Regions from separate parts of the Mus musculus genome. Here regions 1 and 3 are each linked to region 2. Evidence: chromatin contacts called from ENCODE Hi-C or POLR2A ChIA-PET data. All regions are on one chromosome and are shown on one strand. The core of a region is the stretch at or near the end of the contact, and the rest is flanking DNA. Distances in the headings are between cores, read along the strand shown. Region 1 holds the start of D030056L22Rik (RIKEN cDNA D030056L22 gene). Region 2 holds the start of Carnmt1 (carnosine N-methyltransferase 1). Region 3 holds the start of Nmrk1 (nicotinamide riboside kinase 1).

Region 1 (4,038 bases), core at 164-2,663, 42 kb after region 2:
AAGCATCTTAGAAATACAGATAAGTGAGTGGACTGAGGGGGAAATTACAAAGAAGTAGTAATTCATGGTCCGAAACAAGACTACTTGGGGACAGGAAAGAGAAACGGGACAGTGAAGAGGCACACAGATGCTCTTTCCCTTCTGAAGCCAGGCAGGGACACTTGCGTGTTACGGTCATTTTAGCTATGCATATGCTTTATACTACCTTGTGTACATAATGCTAAGTATCACAAGGAATGAGGGGCGGGGTGGGGGGAGGGCAGCAAGATTCTGGAGAACAGAAGGAACACACCTGCCCATGTTGTATTCTATTGTGTTGGAACATGGTCTCCGCACAACAAATCATCTGTGTCACTAGTGTGAAAATGGCAATGGCGAATTTATCATTTGTTCCAGGTGGAAGAATTACCAAGTGCAAACAGGAAATGGAGCGATCAAACAGAACTTTCTGTACACTACCGATAACGCTGTTTGTGCTTGTTGGTTATTTGCTGTCCTCCCACCAATGCAAACCGTGATGGGTTTGTTTGAGCCAGTATTTTAGTCTTTCGGTAAAAGCAAAAAGTAACTCAAGGATAGAGATCTTGCCTCCCATGCCCAAGGCCGTAGGTTCAATCCCCAGTGCTGGAAGGAAGTTTCTCTGTGTAGATGGCTTACAACTACATCTAGAGATATTTAAGCATGCACATGGCGCATATTCATAAATACACCCATACACAGTACCTATCAGCTAAAACAGCTCTACCATGCCCTAGAAAGAATGTTTCTCCGGAGCGTTGATGGGCTTGGTTTCTTTTTGTTTGTTTTGTTTTTTCCTTAGTTTTGTTTGGTTACTGCGTTTTCTCCTTATCCTTGCAGCACTGGGGATAGAATCTAAGGCCTTGGGCATGGTAGGCAAGCACCCTATCCTTTAGTTACTTTTTGCTTTTTACCAAAAAAAAAAAAAAAAAAAAAAGTACGGACTTATTTCTGCCACGGTTTACATTTTTCTGCCAAGACACCACCCACTGGAGAGGTCCTGGAACCTGCAGGCCGCTGCGGGCTAAGCAGACACTTCCGCCGCCCCAGGATCGCAGCACAGAGGAAAGGGCCCCAGCGCACTTGCCGCTGGGACCTCTGAGGCCGCGGAGTCTTTCGGCCGCTCCTGCCCGAGTCCTCGCTTGGGGACCGAGAGGCGCACACACAGGGGAATGCGAACAACCGTGCAAGTCAAAAGAAGGCCGCCAGGGGGTAGCGGCCTCCTTCCATCCACATCCCCATGCCCCGCCCCCTCAGAGGGCGCACTTCCGGCCGCAAGGGCGCTCGGGAACGCGAACCGCGAGCCTCCACCAACCAGCGGCTGTGCTGGATGGGCGCAGGTGCGCGCGCATCACGGCGCAGGTTCGAAACTCCGGCGCTGCGCGGTGGCTCCCCCACAACGTCTCGTCCGCCCTCGGGACAGCCGAGCTCTGCGCTGCCCTTCGCCCTCCGCCCGCCGCCCGCGCGACCCTCGTCCCTGGCCCATGGCCAAGCGGCGTGCGGCTGAGCCGCTCACGTTCCGCGTGCCTTGGAAGCGGCTCCTGCTCAGCGACTTCCCCGAGGAGCCGCCGCTCTGGGTCCCGCCGTCTGGGACGGCTCGGCCCCTCAAGCGCCAGGGGGACGCGGGGATCATGGCGGAGCCTGCGTCTGCGCCCCGCAAGCGACGCGGCGGCGGGGACGACAGACAGGAGCTGCAGGGCTGTAGCCGGGAGCCCGGAGAGCCACCTCCTGGCGAGCAGGAGGAACCCCGGGCCGCGGGCGGCGGCGACAGAGTAGAAAGCGCGGGCAGCCCGCAGGTAGCCGACGGGGTGCACAGCCAGGTAGGTCCGCTACTCACTAGCCCGGAGCTCGGTGCCAGGCCGCGGAAGTCGGGCCATCGAGTGGGCCAGACGGGCTGGACCCTAGAGGGTCAGCTCAGTGACCAACGGGAGAGAGGCGTTTAATTTGATGGGGAATGCTGTAGAACTTCTAGCATGCTTTCCAGTAGCATTCATCAGAGGACCTGTTAACTCCTAATGTTCAGTGCTGTGAGAATGGATTGTTGGACTCACTGTCCTCTCCGCTGCTTTGTTTTGGTAGCCGCTAGCCATGTGATCAGACAGAATACACTAGAAATATAACTTGACCAAACTTATGTGTTTTAAGTGTAAGAAGAGTAGGAGCGCCAAATATGTTTTAAGATAAAGGGTCGGGTTCTGAACTGTGTTACACACGAAGCAACTTGCCGCATATTGGGTGTACTGTTTGTTAATTTTATTTTTAGACACGTGACTAGAAAACTTAAAGTGAGTGTTTTGCTTTTTCAGACAGGGTTTATCTATGTGTAGCCCTGGCTGTCCTGGAACTCACTCTGTAGACCAGGCTGGCCTTGAACTCAGAAATCCGCCTGCCACTGCCTCCCAAGTGCTGGGATTAAAGGCGTGGGCCACCACTGCCCGGCCTTCGAGTGAGTTATAACCCATACTATATATGTATCGCACAGCATTGGCCCGACTTAGGGACTCAAGAGCCTTCTTTAAAGCAGTTCTTGCATAAGTTGGTGGAGCATGAGGTGAAGAAGCAAGGGTGATTCTTAGAGCTCGCCAAACTCAGCCACCTTGGCATGCGTCTGCTCAGTGTCCTTTTCTAGTTATTTTATAACAAAGTTGATAAGATAACGGAAATTTTCTCTTCGTGTAGCCCTGGCTGTCCTGGACCAGGCTGGCCTCGAACCCAGAGATCCACATTTCCTCTTGCCTTTCGAGTGCTGAGATTAAAGGCGTTCAGGGAGATTATCTTTCAATACTACACTCACTGTTTTTAGGTGAAAGTTACTGGTTTCTTAAGCAGAAGTATTGGATGTAACTGCAGGCACCCTAGCTTTATGTGCACAGGTGATGAGAGAGACTGACTGGCCAAGGGGAGCGAGCGTTCAGTAAGCAGACACCACACCATCCAGTCCTTGCTTAGACACAGTTGGCTAGACCTGTTGGTCTTCCCTTGTTAGTAGCAGCCAGCAGAAGACCGTGAGGCCCAGGAGTGTTCTGTCAGCTCTGCTCCTTGAGTTCCTTATCTTCTGAAGAACCTTGAGAAGATAGGAATTCTCCATCTTTTCTAGCTTCCAAAGACAAAGGTTTGTTTTAAGAGCTAATCATCCAGGAGAAAAGGATGTAACAAAAAGCAAACTGGTGTCAGTGTCTGCCTGATTTCTGCTTGCTCAGATGAGGGCATAAATCCTTGCCCTAACGCTATGGATAGTCTTGTGTAGGAAATGGTGCCACAGGTGTCTTCTTTCCAAGCACAGTACTTGCCTGCTTTGTGTTGTCAGACTTAAGGATGTCACCTTTATTGTTTCATACGAACACTCACATGTGTGTGTATGCACAACTTACATGTGTATATAGAGAGGGGATACCTTAATGTATACATATACTTTTAAGTAGACAGAGCCAAGAGTGCATATGTGTTATATATAAGCTGCATTTTTAATAACAGTATAACTTTATGCAGATCAGTTGCTTAGCTAATATTGCATGGTATGGTTAAATAGCAGCAGAAATGTTTTCCTAGAGAAATAGTTAATGACACATTATTAAGGATGTGTGATACCTAGCAATAGTGTGCATTTACTCTGCTCATGTTTAATTCTCACAGTGATCCTAATTTATGCTTGTAATGAGGTAGGGTCAGCGATTTTTGTCAGTTATTCAGGCTTGACCTGTTTCTCTCCAGTTTTTACCGTCTGTGTGTGTGTCTGTGTCTGTATGTACTGAGCCATCTCGCCACCCTATGTCTTTTGCCTTTATTGTATCTTTATCTCAATATTAAATTCCCAAAAGACTGATTCTTTCTGCCTTTCAAGGCTGACTGCAGGGCTGCTGCAGGTGGCAGGATGCTTTCCCTGGACTCCACGTTGCCATGTGGCCCCTGAGCATTGACAGGTAGCCACTTGTGGATAGCGCCAGAAGTGTAAGATACACTCTCCATTCTGAAAAGAGTGCATCATACTGTTAAGTTTTGAAGTTGAAACAATGTTTTGGC
Region 2 (4,101 bases), core at 164-2,663:
ACTGTCTGATGGGATCTCTTGAGTTTTAGGCCAGCCAGGAGTACATAGTGAGATTCTACACCTTCCCCCCCCCCCCCCCCCCCCCCGCCACACACACAGAGGGCGGGGGAGGGGGGGGAGAGAGAGAGAGACTGAAACACCATCCTCTAATTCCTCTGTTGGCACAGAGTGCTACCAGTCTCAGGTTTATGAGAGCATCTGTATGTATCCACTTTGACAAGACTGGAGTCCAGATGGGCAATCCCTGCTGAGGGCTCTACTTCCTGGGACATGGTATCCAGTTTTATGACAAGATACCAAGTGACAGGGCCATTGTTGAGAAGACCCTATTCACCTTATTTGGGGAGACAGGCACTGGCAAGAGGCAAGGGCTCAGAGCAGTGTTTGTAGAATTGGAACTCAGTCACGGATGAAGATCACACTAACGCCTACTGTCAGTTCTTCTGTTGTGAGGTGTCCACCAGAGAGGACTGTTCAGACATGGGTTTAAGCCAATGGAAAGCTCGATTAGCCGGCCATTGACGACACCGGATGTTCGGGATCCCAGTGTAGCAGTGAGCCTCTTGCAGGATGACCTTTATACACAAAAATTATGTTTTGGGTTGACACACTAAAGTTAGCAAGAACAGGTAGCCAGAAGCAGACGTCCAAGAGCTAAAAAGCAAGTACATTTACAGACTTCCCCGGAGCTATGGACTTTGATGGATTCAGCCTTTGTTTTACTTTGGCAGTGGTGCTGTCTGTGTGCTGAGTTTTACAGCCTTAACGGCACTTCATCATAGATTCAGGTGAGCTAAGGTCTCAGGGCCTTCTAAGATCTGGGGCTCTGCTACATTTCTATCTCGAGTAGCTCATCACAGGCGAGGAAGATGCTATGCTGCCAGTAACTATTCCCATAGCCATGACATCCTGAGCAAGGAGGTCACTGATGTCATTGTGGAGTGAATTTACAAGACGAGCGACCAGCTCACAAACCTTCAGGGCTTGCTTCTCAGTTTTCTGAAGGTTTGATTGGAAACACTGACTCTGGTTCATCTCCCAGCTAATGGAATGTCTTCTGATTCTGCAACTTGGACTTTTCCCTGAAGCACTCTTAATTGTGCCTTCATGGGTGCTTAAAGGGAATCCACTTAGAAAACGAGTTTCAAGGGCTAACTTAAGACCTTGCCTTTTTGAGTTTCTAAAGTTAAAACATTCAAAATCAATTCCTGAAAACCCACTTTTTCTTTCTCTTGCCCTTCCTTTCCAGCCTCAGAGCCCGTCCCACTCCAGCGGGCCAGATTCGTGGCCCCGCCCACTGGCTCTCATTGGTGCCTGCTGCTCTAGCACCGCCCCCAGCAAAGGAGCTCCTCCTCCAGCTGGCCCTAGACCCCGCCCTCTAAGCGTATTCGGACGTCAGCGCGTCGTAGCGGAAGCCCGGCAGCGAATGAACGCGGGCGGCCGCGGCCTTAGCCTGGTCGTCGGCGCGTGCGCGGGTCCCGAAACCCTGGCGGAGCGCAGCGCGAATGGAGGCCTGAGGGCGGCGGGGGCGGGGCGTGCCGCGAGCGGGGGCCTCGGCCGCGGCCGGCGCCGTCTAGAGGAGGCCCGGCCGTTCGCCACCACGCACTCGGGAGCCGGGAAGCGCAGGCGGGTCACGCCGTGGGCCGCGGCGGCGATGCAGCGACGACAGCGCGCTCCGCCCGCGTCTCAACCGGCCCAGGACGGCGGGCGAAGCGAGGACGTGGAGGTGCAGTTCTCCGCCGGGCGTTTGGGCTCGGCCGCGCCTGCGGGGCCCCCGGCGCGCGGCACCGCCGAGGACGAGGAGCGGCTGGAGCGCGAGCACTTCTGGAAGGTCATCAACGCGTTCCGCTACTACGGGTAAGGCGCGCCCGCCCGCCCGCACGCCGCAGTCTCGGGGCCCGCCTCGTGGCTGGTTCGCGGAGCCCGCGGTCACCTGCGCGCGGGCGGTCCCGTGGGGCTGCCTCCCACCTCACCCGGAGCCGCCGGAGCGAGTGTGCACTTTTTGTAGAGAACTGAACGGTGCTGCCGAGTGGCTCTGACCGGATGGTGGAGGGAGGAAGAGATCCCGGAGTTGCAAAATGTGCATCTTGGTAAGGAAAAAAGAGAGCGGGCACCGGAGCCGGCTTTATGTTCTTGTGGTCTGCGAGTAAGTACGGAATTCCTCTCGTGGGCTAGGCATGGTTGTGGGACTCTTCTGTAGGCTCTCCATTCGTATCGCAGCTTCCTAACTTCTACATATGGTCTGGATAGGTGTTCAGATAGCCCAATGAGAATGCCCAAGTACAGATCTGTTCGCGTCTTCGTGCACCCGGGGTTTTGGGCAAGGAGAGTTAGTACATTTATATCCGTAAGCGACACAGTCCACTGTGTTCTGAACCTGTGGTTAGAACCAGAGAGATGAGCGTGACCTCGTGTGCGGATCAAACCAACCTAGGTGGTACTCTGTTGCTATTTGTATTACAGTTGTTTATATATGTAACTCTTTGCCCAGGTCTGACTCCCATCGAGGGCAAGGACGAACCTTACTTTTATGGCACTGTGTTTGGCAATGCTGTTGAAGCTCTATTTTAAAAATAAAACATAGTGGCAAAAGAGGACACTCCCCCAACAGCCCTAATCAGTCTTGCGCGGTGGTTCTATTACTTTGTTACTGTTTTGAATTGAACAGTTATTTAGGATCTGATGGTTACAGAGTGTCAGGTATGGCAGGTGTGTGGAACCCAAGGCCTCAAGCTCTCAAGTTCTAGGCTCACAGGCAGTTCTTGAGTCAAAGACTTCGATGAAATAATTTCCTAATTGAACTCAGAAGTAGAGGGTATTTTCTGATAGTGCCACATTTTACTGTTGCAAAACATAGATTCTGGGAAACACCTTGGCATATAGTAGTAGGCTCGGTTAAACATATGTAATTATATTCAGTTTTAATATATTTGGAGCCTGAGATTCTATTATTAGTTATTGGATGGGCCATTGGTCTAGGGTAGAGGCCGTTTGACCTGGTCTTGAGTACTGCAGTATAGAAAAGGCTGCTTGCTGTGTGCATTTTCTAATTGTGACATGGTTCCCTGTGCTTTCGTCTCTCTCTACCCATTGAATATGAGATTGGGGGACTTTTCACCAAAATTTTTCTTTACTTATATAATGTCTCTGAGAAACACGCCAAATCTCTGGAAAAAGTAGTGTAGCCTATATGGCAAGCATTATGTTGCTTTCCAGCATTTTTGATAGTCTGGCTTTGAAGTGTCTCTACTGCAGACACTAGTCACGTTTAAACATAAATTAAACGAAAGTTAGAATTGAATTGCACAGCCTCACTAGCATGTTTAAAGTGCTCCACCTGTTGCTAGTGTGTCATATTGGAGTGTGTGGACAGAAGTCCTTTCATCACATGAAAGCCTGCCAGCCCTGTTCTGGACTCCTAGCACATTTTATAGGGCTTACTTTTACCACTAAATGTTACAGTGAACTGAAGACTGTAAAGATCATAGGGGGAGAAATGCCTTTTGGCTCCTGAGGGGGTACCAAAGCCATCCTTTAAAAGCAGGGTGCCATCCAAGTTTCTTTCTTTTGCCAAGGATAAAGTTCTTAGGCAGTGAAGTCTTTATAGATGTTCACCTCCATACACATGAGCATAATATAAGCAAAAGGGCTTGGATGGCCGCTCTACAAGGAGGTTACAAATGATCAGACAGCTAGTGGGCTGTAGCTTATAGTTGCGATAATAGTAGAGTTAGCTCCAATTCTAGCATTGTAAGAGACTATGCTTTCAGTTCTGGGGAAATGCCCACCCGTCACTATCTTTTGTTAGTTTGTTTTCTTTGTTGTGTGGTTCTAGAGTGCACTTAAGCACATGCTGTACCACACCCTGCCCAAACCCTTTAAGAGTTTCCCAGTGTGTCTTGTTTCTGGCAGCTTTGGAGACCACAGATCCCTGGGGGTTAAGGAATGTGCCTCCCCTCCCTCACCCAGCGACCCACCTATCAGCTGTACCAGCAAATACAGCTTCACCAGCCCCACTCCCCTGCCGCCAGGATGGCACTTGGTCTCTTTGAACAACAAAAGCAGAAGCATGCCTAGCATTGTTTCTTGTTCTTATTGAAA
Region 3 (3,759 bases), core at 679-3,178, 39 kb before region 2:
GTTTTCAAGTAAGCAAGCACAAAGCTTAAGTCCTACTGACACTAATATTTCTCATTATCCATTACTAGGTAAATAAACCGACTTTCATGGCAACTCTATGTTTGGGCCTCACTTATAAATCCAAAGTGAAGTCAAAGTTCTCTCTAAATAGTAAAAATGTTTAGCCATGTGTTTTCTGGTTTGCTGGAGAGGAAAAGGCAGAGATGTAAACAACAAAACTGGTTCCCAGAGCAAACCTCGACTTAGTAACAGGCTGGGTCCTAAACCACACCCAAGGGTGCATGAACACACAAGTTCACAATCACGTACACAGGGGCAGGCTCCTGCCAACACTCACAGACTCAACACTGACTTCACTTTTACTGTGTCTGGGGGAATGAAAAACTTCACGAACCGATTCTCGGCACATTCTTCAAAATCAAGAGCTTTGTTCAGCCATCAAAGAACTCAGCTTAGTTGGACCCTCGAGGTACTTACTGACTTACAGCAGAGTTTACAAAACTGCCACCTCATACATCCGCATCTAAATTGCAAATTGCAAACTTCTCAGATTTCACGTCGAGGGCAGCCTCAACCAGCACCCGCCCAGCCTCTGCTCAGGCCAAAGCCAGTCTGAGCCACTTCCTTCATATTCCGGCCCTACAGAATTTACGTCGACAGCGAATGCCTGTTTCACAAATATGTGTGCATTATTTTCAAAGTCAGGGGCTTGATGCTGCCACAAAAGAAGGAAACTGGATAATTATTGAAGTTGAAGTGACTGTCACTTTAGTAAAACAAACAAACAAGCAAAGCAAAACCAATAAAACAACCTCAAGGGCAAAAAAAAAAAAAAAAAAAAATCACTGAAGCAGCAGCATAAGCAGCTATAAAAGTTGATGTAAATGGCTTTCAGCCTTTGTAATACCAAAGCTGCAGGAGATTAGGAAAAGGGGTCTGGGAATTCATCAAACATTCATCTCCCATTTTTTTACGATCCCTGTCAATTCCCTATCCAAATGAAAATTCCCACGAGTTTATTTAGTCTCGTTTCTCCATATCACAGAAAACACTCTAAGAACAACGTTTTTAAAAGTGAACCAGGAAGGGCGGTCAAGAAAACTGCTTTGAGGAACTTCGTACTCTCTCCAGTTTAGTTCGCGAGAGTCACCCTAAGCAAAAACACTAGGATGCATGACAGAGCGACACTGCCTAAAGCTAGGAGCCGAGAGGGTTGCAGCCCGGCTGTCCCGCTGGCAGCGCCCGAGCAGCTCTCCAAAGCTCCCGGGAGACCTCGGGTCCCTGGCCCGCTCCAGCCCGGGCGCAAACCCCACCCAGCCGCAGCGCACTTCCCGTTCGCCTGCCGGTCAAGAACTCCAACTTGACAGCGACAGGGCGAAATATGAGGAAGTGGCCGCGACCGAGGTGCTGCCACCACACCGCTAGAACGTCCTGGCGAGCCGTGTGGACAGAGTCCGAGGACGCTCCTCGGGAACTCGAGCACCGGGTCCCGCAGCCTGGAGACCCGCACGCGCAGCGCACACCACTCTTACCTGGTTTGACCGGTTTGGGAGGTGGCTTGGACATGGCGCTACACGGAGCGACCAGGCTCAGCCGCGGGAGCCCCACACGCACACGAGAACTGGGCGCCAAGCCTGCGCTGGCCGCGGCCGCTCCGGATCCGCGCGCAACCCGATGCGGGACACTCGGACCAGCGAGCTCCGCAGACAGCCCGGCCTTCCCACCAGGAAGTGGCCGCGCCTCGCCGGCTGCTGATTGGCTGCGGCGGGGAGCCCGGCCGAACCTCAGAGGTCCAGCCTGCTCCGGCACGCCGGAGCCCCGCCTTTCTCTTGGGGGAGGAGCTTTACAGTAGCCACGCCCTCAGGCCCTGCGTAGGGGAGGCTATGAAAGCGCAGTGGACTTCGCTGCCTAGGTGAGCACCGGGCAGTGGTAGGCATGAAACGCTCTTGAAGCTTGCTCTGCGACCCTGCTGGGAAGGATTCGAACCCGCTTCGGTGAGTACCCACTGCCTGCTGCGTACACACGGCGAGGCCTGGGAATCTTCAAGAGTCTCCTTCGCTGTATGTACCAGGAACCTGATCGTGTCTAGGGAAACCGCGGTGGGACTTAGATGCTCCTAAAAAGCAACTAGACACTGCTAGCTGTAGGAGACCCCACATTTGCTAGCTGGAGAATCGGGTCTTGATCCCCCACGGGACAGGACAGCTTTTTCTACAGCATCTGGTTAACAAACTCCAACCCACTTGCTGCCTGGCTTTTATAAAGACTTCTAACAGTGCTTTTGGCGTTTTTTAAATAGCTGAGACAAAAGCATAGTATTTTGTGGCACACGAAAGTTAGGGGAAACTTAGATTTCCGTGACCATAAAATTTTATTAGAACACAGCATGCTCGTTTGCTTATGCATTGGCTTTCTTATTACAATTTCAGAGTTGAATAGTTACCCGCGAAGTCAAAACTATACTACTGGCTGGTACTTTATACAAGTTGCCCAACACGAGAGTTTATGTTCACACATAAGTAAACTCACAATGTCACAGTCAATATTATATGCCTATTGTATATTAGGGGTAATAAAAATGAAAATACTGGTTATGTAAGAAACTACAGGGTCAGCACAATGGTCCAGCTGCCCCTGCTGCCAAACCTGATGAGCAGAGTTCAGCCTCTAGCACCCACACTTTGGAAAGAGAACTCCCAGGAGACCTATGACCTGAGCATGTGTTCTGTGGTGAACCATGGCATGCACCTGCCCACACACATGCACCGCAACCTAGATACAAATGTAAGAAAGCAACTTTTTAAAAAAGAACCTCCACAAAATGGACCTTCAACATGTCTATTGAAGGTTAATTTACGGGGAAAAAAGTGACTGAAACTTCAAGGGGCAAAGGTTAGCAGGAGCTTGGTCATGGCTATGCCCCCAGGCCTTGCTTACCAGGAACTCTACCTGTGGGGGATTTCTGCTTACCAAAAGGGTTCAAAGTTGAAATTAGTCCTATTCATGGGAGCGTATCCAGATAACTGTAGCCTGAACCTCACGGAAGTCCTGAAACCTGGGCCTTGAAGTCATCTGAAGAGCATGTGTGTTTGCTCTTGTGTTTCTCAGATTTGATTGATGGTGGAGTTCTTGCCGCCTGCTGACTCTTCCCATCCTCCTGGGAATCATTCTGTGCTTTAGAAGTCTCTGTTCAGAGTGGAATAGATTGAATATAAACATAAGCCAACTATGAAGAAGATTTAACATTTCACTGGGATTAAATCAAAGATAGTTTTAAACAATTCTGCGTATGAGCCAGTCTTGGCGAGGCTTGCCTATGATCCCAGTACTTTTAGGAAGGTAGCTTTGCCACAGAGGCAGCCGTGGCTGTGTGGCAAGTTCCTGACCAGCCTGGACTCTGCATAGTGAGATTCTGTCTCAACAGATAAATAATATAACAAATAAGAATGATAAGTAAGTGTGAAAAAGATAAATGGCTCATTTAAGGTTTGCTCCTCTCCCATCTTGTTCTTCTCCCTCTCTGTGGAAAGGATACTAGCGGCCAAGAAGACACTGCATAAATATCCCACAGGATTCAAGCTGACAGGATACCCTGACTTCAAGACTCTGAAAGGTCCAAAAGGTGGTCTCTCCAGAGACATTAAGATGTACAGTTTGTCTTGGCTCTGAGTTGTGTGTGCTTCACAACATCTCTGCTGCAAGCCAGGTGTACAGACACACACCTGCAATCCCACCACTCTGTGGCAGAGAGTAGAGACC

What was found. Hi-C counts contacts between places; a loop is a spot of excess contacts on that map. ChIA-PET counts read pairs that join two places held with the same protein, here RNA polymerase II (POLR2A).
Region 1: a map of heart shows a loop between it and region 2 (5-fold over the local background). The contact joins the promoter of D030056L22Rik here to the promoter of Carnmt1 in region 2. A Hi-C loop is called at or near these places in 11 of 37 maps with a recorded cell type or tissue (T-helper 1 cell, gastrocnemius, heart and 3 more). POLR2A ChIA-PET finds 5 or more read pairs at or near these places in 5 of 5 experiments (Patski and embryonic stem cell).
Region 3: a map of heart shows a loop between it and region 2 (6-fold over the local background). The contact joins the promoter of Nmrk1 here to the promoter of Carnmt1 in region 2. A Hi-C loop is called at or near these places in 12 of 37 maps with a recorded cell type or tissue (T-helper 17 cell, T-helper 2 cell, gastrocnemius and 2 more). POLR2A ChIA-PET finds 5 or more read pairs at or near these places in 5 of 5 experiments (Patski and embryonic stem cell).

Annotation. Positions count from the first base shown.
Region 1 is chr19:18,711,822-18,715,859 of GRCm38, forward strand. D030056L22Rik (RIKEN cDNA D030056L22 gene) reads left to right here and starts at 1,414. Exons shown (of 2, transcript NM_001374130.1): 1 at 1,414-1,838. The coding sequence starts at 1,503.
Region 2 is chr19:18,669,346-18,673,446 of GRCm38, forward strand. It overlaps Carnmt1 (carnosine N-methyltransferase 1), which reads left to right and starts at 1,414. Exons shown (of 8, transcript NM_026120.5): 1 at 1,414-1,857. The coding sequence starts at 1,655.
Region 3 is chr19:18,630,088-18,633,846 of GRCm38, forward strand. It overlaps Nmrk1 (nicotinamide riboside kinase 1), which reads left to right and starts at 1,929. Exons shown (of 9, transcript NM_145497.2): 1 at 1,929-1,994. Ostf1 (osteoclast stimulating factor 1) reads right to left here and starts at 1,726. Exons shown (of 10, transcript NM_017375.3): 1 at 1,533-1,726. The coding sequence starts at 1,566.